Regions from separate parts of the Homo sapiens genome. Here region 1 is linked to region 2. The links are chromatin contacts, found by Hi-C or POLR2A ChIA-PET in ENCODE. All regions are on one chromosome and are shown on one strand. Each heading gives the region's core, a stretch centred on a gene start or an enhancer-like site at or near the end of the contact. The rest is flanking DNA. Distances are from core to core; before and after follow the strand shown.

Region 1 (6,427 bases), core at 245-2,744, 42 kb before region 2:
ACAAAAGGAATGAGGGAAAATGCTGGCTTTGAGGTTCCGAATTTGTTATGCTTAGGAACTAGTAGGAAAGGAGCATTAATAAATCTGTTGTACCTGTCATGTCTTAGTGATTTCAGATCCACATACACAGTAGTCGGATCAGGCCCTGAGGTTCCCTAAAGAAAGACAAATCAATGCGTTGTTTAGAATTTCGATAAACTGTATTTCACATTTTCAAACCAAGAAATAATTTAGCCATATACATGAAAAATCCACACTCTTTTCACCTCTCCTCCCCTTGAGAGTAGGCCCCCTGCTCTCACTCTTATCACGGGGACTGTGGCAGCACTGAAACATTTCCATGCTGAGGAGGGCTTTCATCCCTGGATTCAAAGCAGAGGTGACACAGGTCGGCAACCCAGGGACTTGCAAAACCAGTATTGGCCACAGTGACAGCAAGAGGGCTATGATGGGGCTCAAGTTTAAACCATCAAGACCCTTCTGAAAGAAGAAGGTCACAGAAGACCTGAAATAATCCACCCATGTGTGCTATCTTCTTTCACTCACTTTGTCCATGCCTATATTTGCCTTATTATTTTTTTAAGAGACAGGGTCTCAATCTGTTGCCCAGGTTGCTGGAGTGCAGCGGTACAATCACAGCTCACTGCAGCCTCAACCTCCTGGGCTCAAGCAATCCCCTTGCCTCAGACTTCCAGGTAGCTGGGACTAGAGGCATGTACCACTAAGCCCATCTATATTTTTTGCAGGTGAGTGGTGGGGGTAGGGGAGAGATGAGGTCTCAACTATGTTGCCCAGGCTGGTCTCAAACTTCAGGGCTCAAGCAATCCTCCTGCCTTGGCCTCACAAAGTGTTGGGATTATAGCCATGAACCACCACACCTGGCGCTATATTTGCCTTATTACACATTAATACATAAAATTAGTCTCAGTTCTAGTCCCTTTTCTGTTATTTACCCATCAAGAATAACATGACAAAGTTGCCATCTGGGTAGAGAAGAGAATACAAGGTTATTGTTTGGAAAAAAAAAAAAAAAAAGAAAGAAAAAAAATGGTATAGAATATAGAGACAGAAAAACAGAAGGTCAGACCGGGCGCGGTGGCTCATGTCTGTAATCCCAGCACTTTGGGAGGCTGAGGCGGCTGGATCACTTGAGGTCAGGAGTTTGAGACCAGCCTGGTCAACAGGGCGAAACCCTGTCTCTACTAAAAATACAAAAAATAGCCGGGCGTGGTGGTACACGCCTGTAATCCCAGCTACTCTGGAGGCTGACGTGAGAGAACCGCTTGAACCCAGGAGGTGGAGGTTGCAGTAAGCTGAGACTGCACCACTACACTCCAGCTGGGGTGACAGAGCAAGGCTCCGTCTCAAATAAAAAAAAAAAGAAAAAGGAAAAACAGGTCAGATACAAGTAAAATCCAAATAGGACTCAAATCTTTGTGACTCGTCATCATGACCACACGACGATGACTCAAGTAAACACCAACACTGCGCTCACTGTCAGCACTGCTCCAAGAACTCCGAGTTGGCAGCTCAGTGATTGTGCAAGCTGCCTGGGGAAGCACAGTACTGCTACCTTCACCTTACAGATGAGCAAAATGAGACACAAAGAAATCGAGATTTAAAAGCCCGAAGTTCCAAAGCAAGTAAGTGCGGCTGGGGCCCAAGCCCAGGCAGCCTGGCTCCAAAGCCCATGCTCTGGGATACTCCATATTCCTCTCCCATTTGTCAACAGACAAGATTTCATGAGGGTCACCTGTAAACATATTGCTACATTGACTCTTGATCCAAAAGTGGTGCTGACAGCCCGCGGGGACAGCCCGATGTCTTTGAAGAGCTTAGAGAAGGACTGCTGGAGTGCAACGCGGGGCCTCTCCTCCGCCACCACCACACAGGTCCGGACGCAGGAGAGGTTGATCCCTCTGGTCTGCAAGACACCATTATATGGGAGCCAAGTCAGTAGGATCATAAAAGAACTGAACAGGTAAGGCCACTGTTCTAGCTCCTTGGTCAGGAAAAGCCAAGCAATTGTGTATTCTCACCTCAGGCACACAGAGAAAAAAGCAGCTTTCAGAAAAGAAGAAACGGACAAGGCATCCCATTAAAATCACTATCTGCTGGTAAATTTGCTCATTCTCTAGTTCTTTCCTCTTTCTTCTAAAAATCTAAGGCTCTTCAGCAATGTTTTTATCCCTCCTCATTTCTGTACCTTAGATGTCCCCCTATTTGATGAGACTGAGAGAAAAATTAATCTAGAACTCTGGCGATCTAATCTCATCTCTTTTTGCATTCCAAAGATATTTTTCTATCAAAGAAAATTCAGTATCTTCTGACTTTCTCATCTGCAAGTCAGACAGATCATCATTTGACACACACATGAATCAATGAGTTACCCTTATCTTTGGAGATATTCTGAATTCCTAATATTTTGAGGTTTCAAATTCTATTAGGAAAAAAAAGTATTGGAAGCCACAGTTCCCTTTTATGTTTACATAAAGTCTTTCCAGTTAGCCTCCCAACCAGTTTCCGCTTCTTGTCCACAAAGTAAGAATCATATTAAACTGTGGAAGAGTGCACTAAATTAGGAAGGTGGAAGAGATAAACTTGCCAAAGTTTAAAATACACCCTTTTTTAACTGAGTGACTTGAAAAAGGCAAGCAAACATGTCTGTTAGCCCCTGCTCTGGCCCTGTTACGTCCTGGCGCATTTCTTCAGAACCTTTTGGGACTGGCCACCTGCTGGAGCTGCTTCTTACCTTTAGCACTTCCACTTGGTTCCCAAGACCTTTGGTGCAGAGCTCCATCACTGAATAGGAGCAGAAAGTGTCCCTTATTTTGTACTGGTTGACTGTGGAGAGCCAGAGGAAAAGGTTGTTCTCTAACTCCATAGGAGGAATTAAGACAGACTGGTGGCCTGAATAGACACTGCAGTGAAAGAGACAAGAGCTGGAATCATCAATTCATCCTGGATACCTGATGCTTCAGAACCCCACCAATTCCACAGATATTTACTGAGTGTAAAGGACAGTGTAGGGACATATGAGATATAAAGCTCTAAGAATCAGTCTTGTTCCTATGCAACTCGCAAAAGGAGCAACTATGAAATAAAGCAGACTGTGGTAGGTCACTTAAGTCTACATAACATTCTTACAGCTGCCCTCAAGCTAATTAATATGGTCAAGATGATACTAAACATTCTGGAAAGGTAATTCCTAATAACTAATCTTTAAAACCCTGATGGAGTAGCATTTTTTCCTCTTTCTATTCAGAAACCTTATGTGTGGACTGGATTTTATTCCTATGGTTTCTTTTAAAGATGTTTATAGCCATTTTATTGATGCTCTGAATATGAGATGTGAATCAAGAACACTGACATCACAGAATAAAGAGCAGTTCATTCAAGCTCGATAAGCCAGGGTAGGGGAGTGGTAGTGCTTCACTGAGCTGGTGACACTTGAGCTGCAGCTTGAAGAATGAGTATGAATTTGGCAGTGGCCAGAAGAAGTGGGGACGGTAGTGAGGGTGTTCTAAGCAGAGGAACAACATTTACAAAGGCCGATAATTACAGCATGTTTGAAGCGATCAGAAATATTAATAGTATTCAAGTGGCCAGGCACGGTGGCTCACGCCTGTAATCCCAGTACTTTGGGAGGCCATGATGGGAGGATCGCTGGAGCCCAGAAGGTGAAGACCAGCCTGGGTAATAGAGCAAAACTCATGCCTCTACAAAAAAAATTTTTTTAACAATTAGCCAGGCGTGGTGGCACACACCTGTAGTCCCAGCTACTTGGGAGGCTGAGGTGGGAGGATCACTTGAGCCCGAGAGGCTGCAGTGAGCTGTGATTTGTGCCACTGCACTCCAGCCTGGGTGACAGATTGAGACCCTGTCTCCTTTAAAAAAAAAAAAAAAAGAGAGAGAGAGAAAGAAAGAAACAAAAAAAGAAAGAGAGAGAAAGAAAAAGAAGAAAAAGAAAGAGTATTCAACTGAAATCGTAGCATACAGGGTGAATGGAGAAGTAAGGCCAGAAGGGCTAAGGCCAAACTGTGAAAGGGCTTAACCATCCTATGAAGGAGTTTAGACTTCACCCAGCAGGCAGTCATTGCCACTTTAAGTTGGGGCAACACTGACAATATGGACATACGGAGTAGGGATTGGTGATACGAGCCACTGAAACTTGAGAGACAGTTAGGAGAGGCTGCAATAGTTCAGGTGAGAGGTGATAACAGGCTTGAACCCAATAGTGTATCCCAGGATAAAAAGGAAGGAATGGGACTGGGTGTGGTGGCTCACACCTATAATCCTAGCACTTTGGGAGGTCGAGGCAGGCGGACTGCCTGAGTCCAGGAGTTCAAGACCAGCCTGGGCAACATGACGAAACGCTGTCTCTACAAAACAATTAGCCAGGTGTGGTGGTGTGCACCTGTAGTCCCAGCTACTCAGGAGGCTGAGATGGGAGGATCGCTTGAGCTTGGGAGGTGGAGGTTGCAGTGAGCCGAGACTGCACCACTGCACTCCAGCCTGGGCAACAGAGCAAGACACTGATTAAAAAAAAAAAAGAAAAAGAAAAAAAAGAAAAAAGGACAGAAAGGAAATATGGATCCTCATATCCATATTCAGTCCATCACAGGAAGAACTATCAACACAATGTTTTTTTTTGTTTTTAAGCAAGAAAAAACAGGAAGGAACAGAGTTCCTATCATGTCTCATCTATAGCCACAAAGCTTAAACTCTTGGCTCATACAAAATGGCAGTGATTTTATGCCTAAACCTGTTTATAGATCAGAGTCACTAGAAGCTCAGGAATCCTGTATTTAAAAATACTGGTGGTGTGGTCTCCACCTCTGGAGATGAAGGTTAATAAGTCTTGGGGAGTCCCATTAATTTTTGTTAAAAGACCCCCAGGTGATTCTTATGTACATACAGGTGTAGCACAACCGAGCCAAAGGACATACATTTGATTAGACACAAGACATAAAGATACAGAATCTGAAGATAAGACCCATGTTTCTAGTGTGGGCCCCTACATGGATGATCCTATCCTAACAAAGAGAGAACAGGAGGAGAACGTTGAGCTTGAGCTGCAGGCATCTGTGAAGCATTCATGATGTACACCAAGGAGGTGAAAATGCAGGTCTGAGATGAGGTTCCCTGGGGGAATGGTGAGAGGAGCTGGGATCTGTATTCTGCAAGGAGCAACCTGGCCAGGGCAAATGTGCTACTTTCCATCCACATGCTGTCATCCCATCCCATTGTGCTCCTTCCTGCCAAGCCGAGGGGGTACGTGCTGGCTGTCAAAGCATGACATATTTCATCCGAGAATCATCCTTCTACTTGGCTTTGCTTCTAAAGCAAGGATTACATGGTGGAGCAGAGAGCAAGTAACAGGATCACTGCCATTTTGTATGAGGAATAAAATTAACAGAAAATAACAAAGGGAATACAGACAAAACTGTTTTTAAACAAACTTCAGAGACACAGTAGATCCATAAATTCTGGAAACACTAGCATTTTACTGAAACTTTACCAAATTAAGGGAGCAAAGGGAAGGATGAGATGGCCATGGCCACAAAGTATACCCCCACACATTCTGTCTCCTTGGCTTTTCCATCCCTACCTGCAGAGACACCAGAGCGCGAAGCCAAGTCCACAGTAAGGGTCAAGGCAGATGGCGATCTGCCGAGAAGAGTACAACTCACACTGGAGCTTGATGGCTCGACACAGAGCGTTCACTGCAGAGTGGGACATCTGGAAAGTATGGAAAATGGAACAGGCTGGGACTGTTATCCCACAGGCAGAGTAACAGCTCTGACGACAGCTTTGAGGAGTTTCAATTCCCTAAACTCCTCAAAACAATGCATAATTTTTAGTGCTTCAAAGCCTAATCTAAGACTCCATTAAGGGAACATATTTCTGTTCATTAGTTAATAATGAATTTTTTTTTTTTTTAGATGGAGTTTCACTCCTGTTGCCCAGGCTGCGGTGCAATGGCACGATCTCAGCTCACCGCAACCTCAGCCTCCTGAGTAGCTGGGATTACAGGCACGCACCACCACGCCCAGCTGATTTTCTATTTTTAGTAGAGACGGGGTTTTCCATGTTGTTCAGGCTGGTCTCGAACTCCTGACCTCAGGTGATCTGCCCGCCTTGGCCTCCCAAGGAGCTGGGATAACAGGCGTGAGCCACCGTGCCCAGCGAATACTGCATTTTATGATATCTAAATATCAGATTTCATACATATTTTAACTAAAACTCTTTTTCTTTCAGCTTCTATGCTAGGTTCAGACGCTTAATAATACAAATTCCTTGTGATAACTCATTCCAGAGGAGCCAATGCCTTTATTTAAATAGAGCAGCGACTTAGATCTTCACTCTGCCTACCGGTCTCTGGTACAACCACTTGGCCTCTGCATCTATAGTTTCTGGGGCAGTG
Region 2 (6,167 bases), core at 3,267-5,766:
TGTTTGTTCACTGAGACCCTCTAGGCAGGTCACAGTGTCCCAGCCAAGGAAACTGTGAATACCAAGACAGTCAAATCTAATTCAAGGCTCGCATTTGGAAAAAATTCATCTCAATGCTTAAGAGAGGACATCAGTGAGATGAACAGGCAAGGTACCTAATTCTGTAGTAACTAAACTCTACAATTTGTTAAGGGACAGGGGCATACAAGGGCAATTTGAAAATCTCTGAAATCCCTGAAATCTTAATTCAAACAGTCACATAATTAAAGCTCAGATGTTGCAGGTGACTACCTTTGTGAGCATGTACTCTTTGGACCCAAGAGAGAGGACAGGTTTTCATAACAGAGTAGGGTACGCTGATTGTGTGCATCTTATTCATTACATTCTGAAAAACAAAGAAAGAAGAAAAGTAATCAATACAAAATACATACTTAGTATTTTAAAATTGAGCTGGTATTTTGTTAGCAATTTTAATTATACAAGTAATACTCAAATACACACTCTTTGAAAACAATCTTAAATATTAAATATAAGATTGAAGTTCCTTTAATACCTACCCTCAAACCTGGTTCCCTCCTCTCCTCGCCAGAGATAATCAGTTACAAATTTGACAGATATCCTTCCAATCTTTTTTCAATGCATTTTCATAGATATTTGTTCCCATAGAAATATATAAGTATTTTTAACATAAAAGACATCATATTATACATATATCTGTAACTTGTTTTTTTCATTTAAATTGTTCTAAAGCTAAATCTATGCATATCAGTATAAGAGATCTACATAATTCTTTTTGAACTGCGGCACAGTATTCCATTGTTTGGCTATATCACAATTATTTAGGCATTTCCCTATTAATGACAATTTTTTGCTACTACAAAAAATGTTTCAAGGAGCACATTCCTACTTCCTTCCCTGGACTTGTGCAAGTATTTCCCTATATGGACATGTAGTACTGCTGTCATATGGCATATGCTTTAAAAAAAAAAAAAAAAAAGAGACAGGGGTTTCACTATGTTGCCCAGGCTGGCCTCCAATTCCTGAACTCAAGTGATTCTCTTGCCTCAGCCTCCAGGGTAGCTGGGACTGGTGTATGTATGTATGTATGTATGTATGTATGTATGTATGTATGTATGTATGTATGTATTTATTTATCTGAGACAGAGTCCTGCTCTGTTGCCCAGGCTAGAGTACAGTGGTGCGATCTCGGCTCACTGCAACCTCTGCCTCCTGGGTTCAAACAATTCTCCTGCACAGCCTCCTGAGTAGCAGGGATTACAGGTGTGCGCCACAATGTCCAGCTAATTTTTGTATTGTTAGTAGAGTTGGGATTTCACCATGTTGGCCAAGCTTGTCTTGAACTCCTGGCCTCAAGTAATTCGCCTGCCTTGGCCTCTCAAAGTGCTGGGATTACAGGCCTGAGTCACAGTGCCCGGCTGTGGTATATGCTTTTAAAATGCTAACAGACACTGCCAAACTGCCCTCCAACCCACTTAATGCTTTTATCATGTTCGTACTTGCCACATGCCACAAAGGGGCTAGCTGGGCATCACAAAGCAAGAAATCGAAATGTCCCTGTTTCTTACAGGAGGTCCTGCCTACATCTGTTAATTTTTTTTTGTTAGATAAAGCTGAAGGTGTTGAGGGGTCATGCAATTTAGGGTCTCTCCTGCCACTCTAATCAAGCATACACAAGACACCCTGTCCCCAAACAGACCCAGCCTCATAGAATAACCAAGCCTTCGTATTGAGATTAGCCATTTTGCTCACTCTCTAACTTGCCCAAAGAAACCAAGATACTACTGCAAGATACTGTTTTCTCTCTCCAAGTTTCTAGCTCTGGTGAGAAACTTTTGGTTTCAGGAAAAGGCTGGTGTTTATAACTCAATTCTTCACACATGTCCCTATCTTGCACTTGGTATCACAGAGAAGAGATTCTTCTTACCTCCTCAAAAGGATTTTTAACTTCTGATAAAGAAGAAAATGGAAAAGGTTTCAGAAAAGAGCTAGAAAGTAAATTTACTGAAGATTTCGAGGGTTCTGGGTGAAAAGGGATCCACCTCCTCTTCCCTCATGATTCATTTCCCATGCTTTCCCAGCTCCTGCATTATCAAGAAAGTGAGACTAGAGGCTCTCTGAAGTCCTTTACAATTCAGGTAACCCTGTATTTTTTTTCTCTCTCCACCTATATGGCATGTTACATATAGTAGTTTTGCCACTTGAAATGTCCCCTCTCTCTACCTCTATATCCCCTTACAAAAATCTCTGTATGTCTAAAGCTTACCTATTTTTCAAAGTCCAACTCAGCTGTCACTTCTTCCACAAAAACTGCCTTGAAGCCCAGACCTAGAAGGAAGTCACCTTTTTCTAACACCCATAGTATGCTACCTGTTCCTCTCTGATGGGGAGAATCCCCATCTACCTTGTTACTCTTCTTCAGTTGCAGCATGCAGCTTATGCATGGCAGTCATTCAAAACATTCTGTCCAGTGGAAAGGTTATATAGCCTCTGGAAAATATTACTGACCTTTTGGGGATTTAAATTTCAAACAAGCACTGAGAGATGCTCCAGTTATACAACATGCTGGCCTTATCTCAAGCACAATTTACACTAAGGGCCTTAAATCTGAGTAGCTTACCGCAAACATGCCGTGCCACAGCCCAGCATCCTTCTTAAAGTCTAAGACATTTACTATTGTTTCCCCTAAAATAGAAAAAATAGGAAGACAAAGAAATCATCTTTAGTATTAAGTAGCAAAATTATGTCACTTGCCTCTTATAAACAACTGATTTGATGTTTGTTTGCTTTTTCTTTTAGATGGAGTCTCACCTCTGTCACCCAGGCTGGAGTGCAGTGATGCAATCTCGGCTCACTGCAACCTCTGTCTCCCAGGTTCGATCAATTCTCCTGCCTCAGCCTCCCAAATAGCTGGGATTACAGGCATACACCACCATGCACGGCTAATTTTGTATTTTTAGTAGAGAGGGAGTTTCACCAGGTTGGCCAGGCTGGTCTTGAACTCCTGACCTCAAGTGATCCTCCTGCCTCGGCCTCCCAATGTGCTGGGATTACAGACATAAGCCACAGCGCCCAGCCTGATTTGATGTTTTTAGAGAAATGACTAAAAGTTCTCACGGGTTTTTGAGGGTCTCCTCAAAACGGGTAGAGGACTGCTCATAGGGTAATGTGGTTACAACAGAGCCAAGGAGTTAGAAACTTCTTGTGACTTAGGCATTTCTTCCAAGAGGTATTTTTTTCCTAAATATGCGGAGAATACATGCTTATTTTAGAAACTTGGGAAGTTTGACAAATATAAATTTCCTAAAAGATACTTCCTAAAAAAAAAAAGTTGGTGTGTATATGTATATATCTCTAAACATTCTATCTATACACACACATATACTTCTAGGCATATTTACATCTAGATAGATATCTAATGTGACAAACTGGTATACAAAGCTTGGTATCTAACTTGTTCCTGCTTAATGATACATTGAAACAATTTCTTCATATCTTTAATATTCAAAAATAAAAATTTTAATGTCCCAGCCATTATATGAATGTATTATATATATATATATTTTTTTGAGACAGAGTCTTGCTCTGTCACCCAGGCTAGAGTGCAGTGGCATGATCTCGGCTCACTGCAACCTCTGCCTCCAGGGTGCAAGTGATTCTCCCGCCTCAGCCTCCCAAGTAGCTGGGAGTACAAGCACAAGCCACCACACCTGGTCATTTTTTGTTATTTTTAGTAGAGATGGGGTTTCACCGTGTTGGCCAGGCTGGTCTCGAACCCTTGACCTCAGGTGATCCATCTGCCTCGGCCTCCCAAAGTGTTGGGATTACAGGCGTGAGCCACAGCGCCTGGTCTGAATGTATTATAACTTAATCAATCCTTATTTAAGGGCATTTTGATTGCTTCCATTATGTGTGCGTATATATATATAATTTCATGATAGAACATTGTTGTCTGGTTAAAAATTTTATCATGACCATTTATTAACTTGTTTCATTTTATAAAGGGAAAACACTAAAAAAATTAATATTGCAAAGAACATTCTGAGGCAAATAGTGGTTTATGCAATTATGTATCAACCTATCTAAAGTTCAAAAATATCGAATACATTTTTGTGTTTTAATTTATGCTTTTTGGTAGCTGAATTTCTTTGACTCCAAATGTATAGCTGGTAGCCCACTATACAGGCAGGGGAAGATGGAGATACCTGCCATTCCACAGCTAACAAAAACAGGATTTTAATTAGGGTTTTCTACTGCTGTACTCTAGAAATTATGCTTTACATTTTGGTTTGCCCAGAATTTTGGTTCCTTTAAACTACAGCATATTTTTGAGAAGAAGAAAACAAAAGCAAGCCAAGAATGTGTCTTGGGACATTTCACTCTGAATTCGGTCATTAAATGAGGTCCAATCACTGAGCATTGTGCTCACAGTCACACATCTCTGAAGGTAACAATGAGGGCAGTCATGGGATGAGGTCTGACCTTCAGAATAATTGCAGGCCTGCGACAGAGCTTGGCAGTGAGACAACATTGCAAGCCGGGATACTGTAACTCCCATTACACTCCCTTCTTTGCTTGTTTTATACTAGAAAACAAAAACAGAAACATAAGAAACACAATAAAATGGGTTATTTCAGATGACAAAACTAGAATCCAAAAACAAAACCCAGAAAAACCATCATAATGGGCTGAATTTAACATGTTTAATATGAATATTTAAGGCAATGTACTAGGGTCTCAAACTCAAATCACACAAAGATAGGATTGGAGGATGACAAAGCTCAACAAAAATATATGTGAAAAAGACTTCAAAGTTTAATAGTCATCAGTGTGAAGTGGCTGCTCAAAAGCTAAAATAAACAAGTGATTGGAGCTATATGAATAGAAACACAATATCAAATAAATACAAGTCAAGCACAGCACTGCAGAGTGAAAGGTATGTAAGACGCGGTCTCTGTGCGTTAGAAGCACCCAATTTTGTAAGGAAGAACTAGAAACGAATGGCCTATTTGCTCCTCCAAATCATTCAACTATAATTTTGCTTTTACCCTTAATGTTCCATTCAAGTTGCTTTTTACCAGGACTATCAACTTTCCTTTCTTTCTTTCTTTTAAGAGATGGAGTCTCACCATGTTGCCCAGGCTGGATTGGAACTCCTGGGCTCAAGCAATCCTCCCAGCTCAGCCTCCTGAGTAGCTGGAACTACAGGCATATGCCACTGTGCCCAGTTCAACTTTAAAAAAATTTTGGCTGGGTGCGGTGGCTCACGCCTGTAATCCCAGAACTTTGGGAGGCCAAGGTGGGCGGATCACAAGGTCAGGAGATCGAGACCACCCTGGCTAATGTGGTGAAACGACGTCTCTACTAAAAATACAAAAAATTAGCCGGGCGTAGTGGCGGGCGCCTGTAGTCCCAGTTACTCAGGAGGCTGAGGCAGGAGAATGGCGTGAACCTGGGAGGCAGAGCTTGCAGTGAGCCGAGATCACACCACTGCACTCCAGCCTGGGCAACAGAGCGAGACTCCGTCTCAAAAAAAAAAAAAAAAATTAAGTGTTCCCAAGGTCAATAATGAGAAGGGGAGAAAGAGTAGAATAGGAGTTTGATCTGTACCTGACTGTGAACAGTCAACTGAGATAATTAACTACCTTAGGACCAGCCCCAATTTTTTGATTGTTATATCAAAAGGACATTTTGCATACCTTATCGAACCTTTCTGCAAAATTTGACTACTCTCTTTCTTGATGTTTTCTCCTTCCTTTGCTTTTTTGATACTCCTCTCTTCTAGTCTCTGTCTCTGTGTGTCTGTCTCTCTCCCACTGCTCCTCCATATTCTCCACCCTTATCTCTTTTCACTTTATTCCATTAGGTTACTGCATTCCTAGTAACTCCTTGTTCTCTATCTTCAACCCAGCCTCTCCTCCAGAGAGATCCAGACTGACAGAGTCAACTAATCCCCTGGAATGTCCAGTAATCCTGTGAAACTCATATATCCATCACTGACTTCTTTACCCCCGTCCCTGCCCCTGGAAACTCTTCCTGTTGTATTTTCTATCTTAGTGAAGGATGCTGCCATCAATCCCAGTTGCTCAAGCAAGAAACCTGAGTCTGTCTTGCCTTCTCCCTCTCCAGCATCAGTAACTAAGCCCTGC

What was found. A loop is a pair of places that touch in the nucleus more often than their neighbours do. ChIA-PET counts read pairs that join two places held with the same protein, here RNA polymerase II (POLR2A).
Region 1: a map of psoas muscle shows a loop between it and region 2 (2.0-fold over the local background). The contact joins two enhancer-like sites. A Hi-C loop is called at or near these places in 3 of 168 maps with a recorded cell type or tissue (endothelial cell of hepatic sinusoid, psoas muscle and sciatic nerve) and 2 of 37 single-sample maps with no recorded cell type. POLR2A ChIA-PET finds 5 or more read pairs at or near these places in 5 of 52 experiments (Caco-2, OCI-LY7, activated CD4-positive, alpha-beta T cell and 2 more).

Annotation. Positions count from the first base shown.
Region 1 is chr12:50,727,863-50,734,289 of GRCh38, reverse strand. DIP2B (disco interacting protein 2 homolog B) reads right to left here. Exons shown (of 38, transcript NM_173602.3): 30 at 5,612-5,742; 31 at 2,753-2,921; 32 at 1,754-1,924; 33 at 94-155. Among named protein-coding and RNA genes, the nearest start is that of ATF1, 33 kb to the left of the region's middle. Within about 2 kb of position 1,494, at least 2 of the 41 ENCODE cell types and tissues checked have a DNase peak (open chromatin) inside an H3K27ac peak, as active enhancers do.
Region 2 is chr12:50,689,485-50,695,651 of GRCh38, reverse strand. DIP2B (disco interacting protein 2 homolog B) reads right to left here. Exons shown (of 38, transcript NM_173602.3): 13 at 4,501-4,603; 14 at 2,639-2,703; 15 at 292-385. Among named protein-coding and RNA genes, the nearest start is that of ATF1, 72 kb to the left of the region's middle. Within about 2 kb of position 4,516, at least 4 of the 41 ENCODE cell types and tissues checked have a DNase peak (open chromatin) inside an H3K27ac peak, as active enhancers do.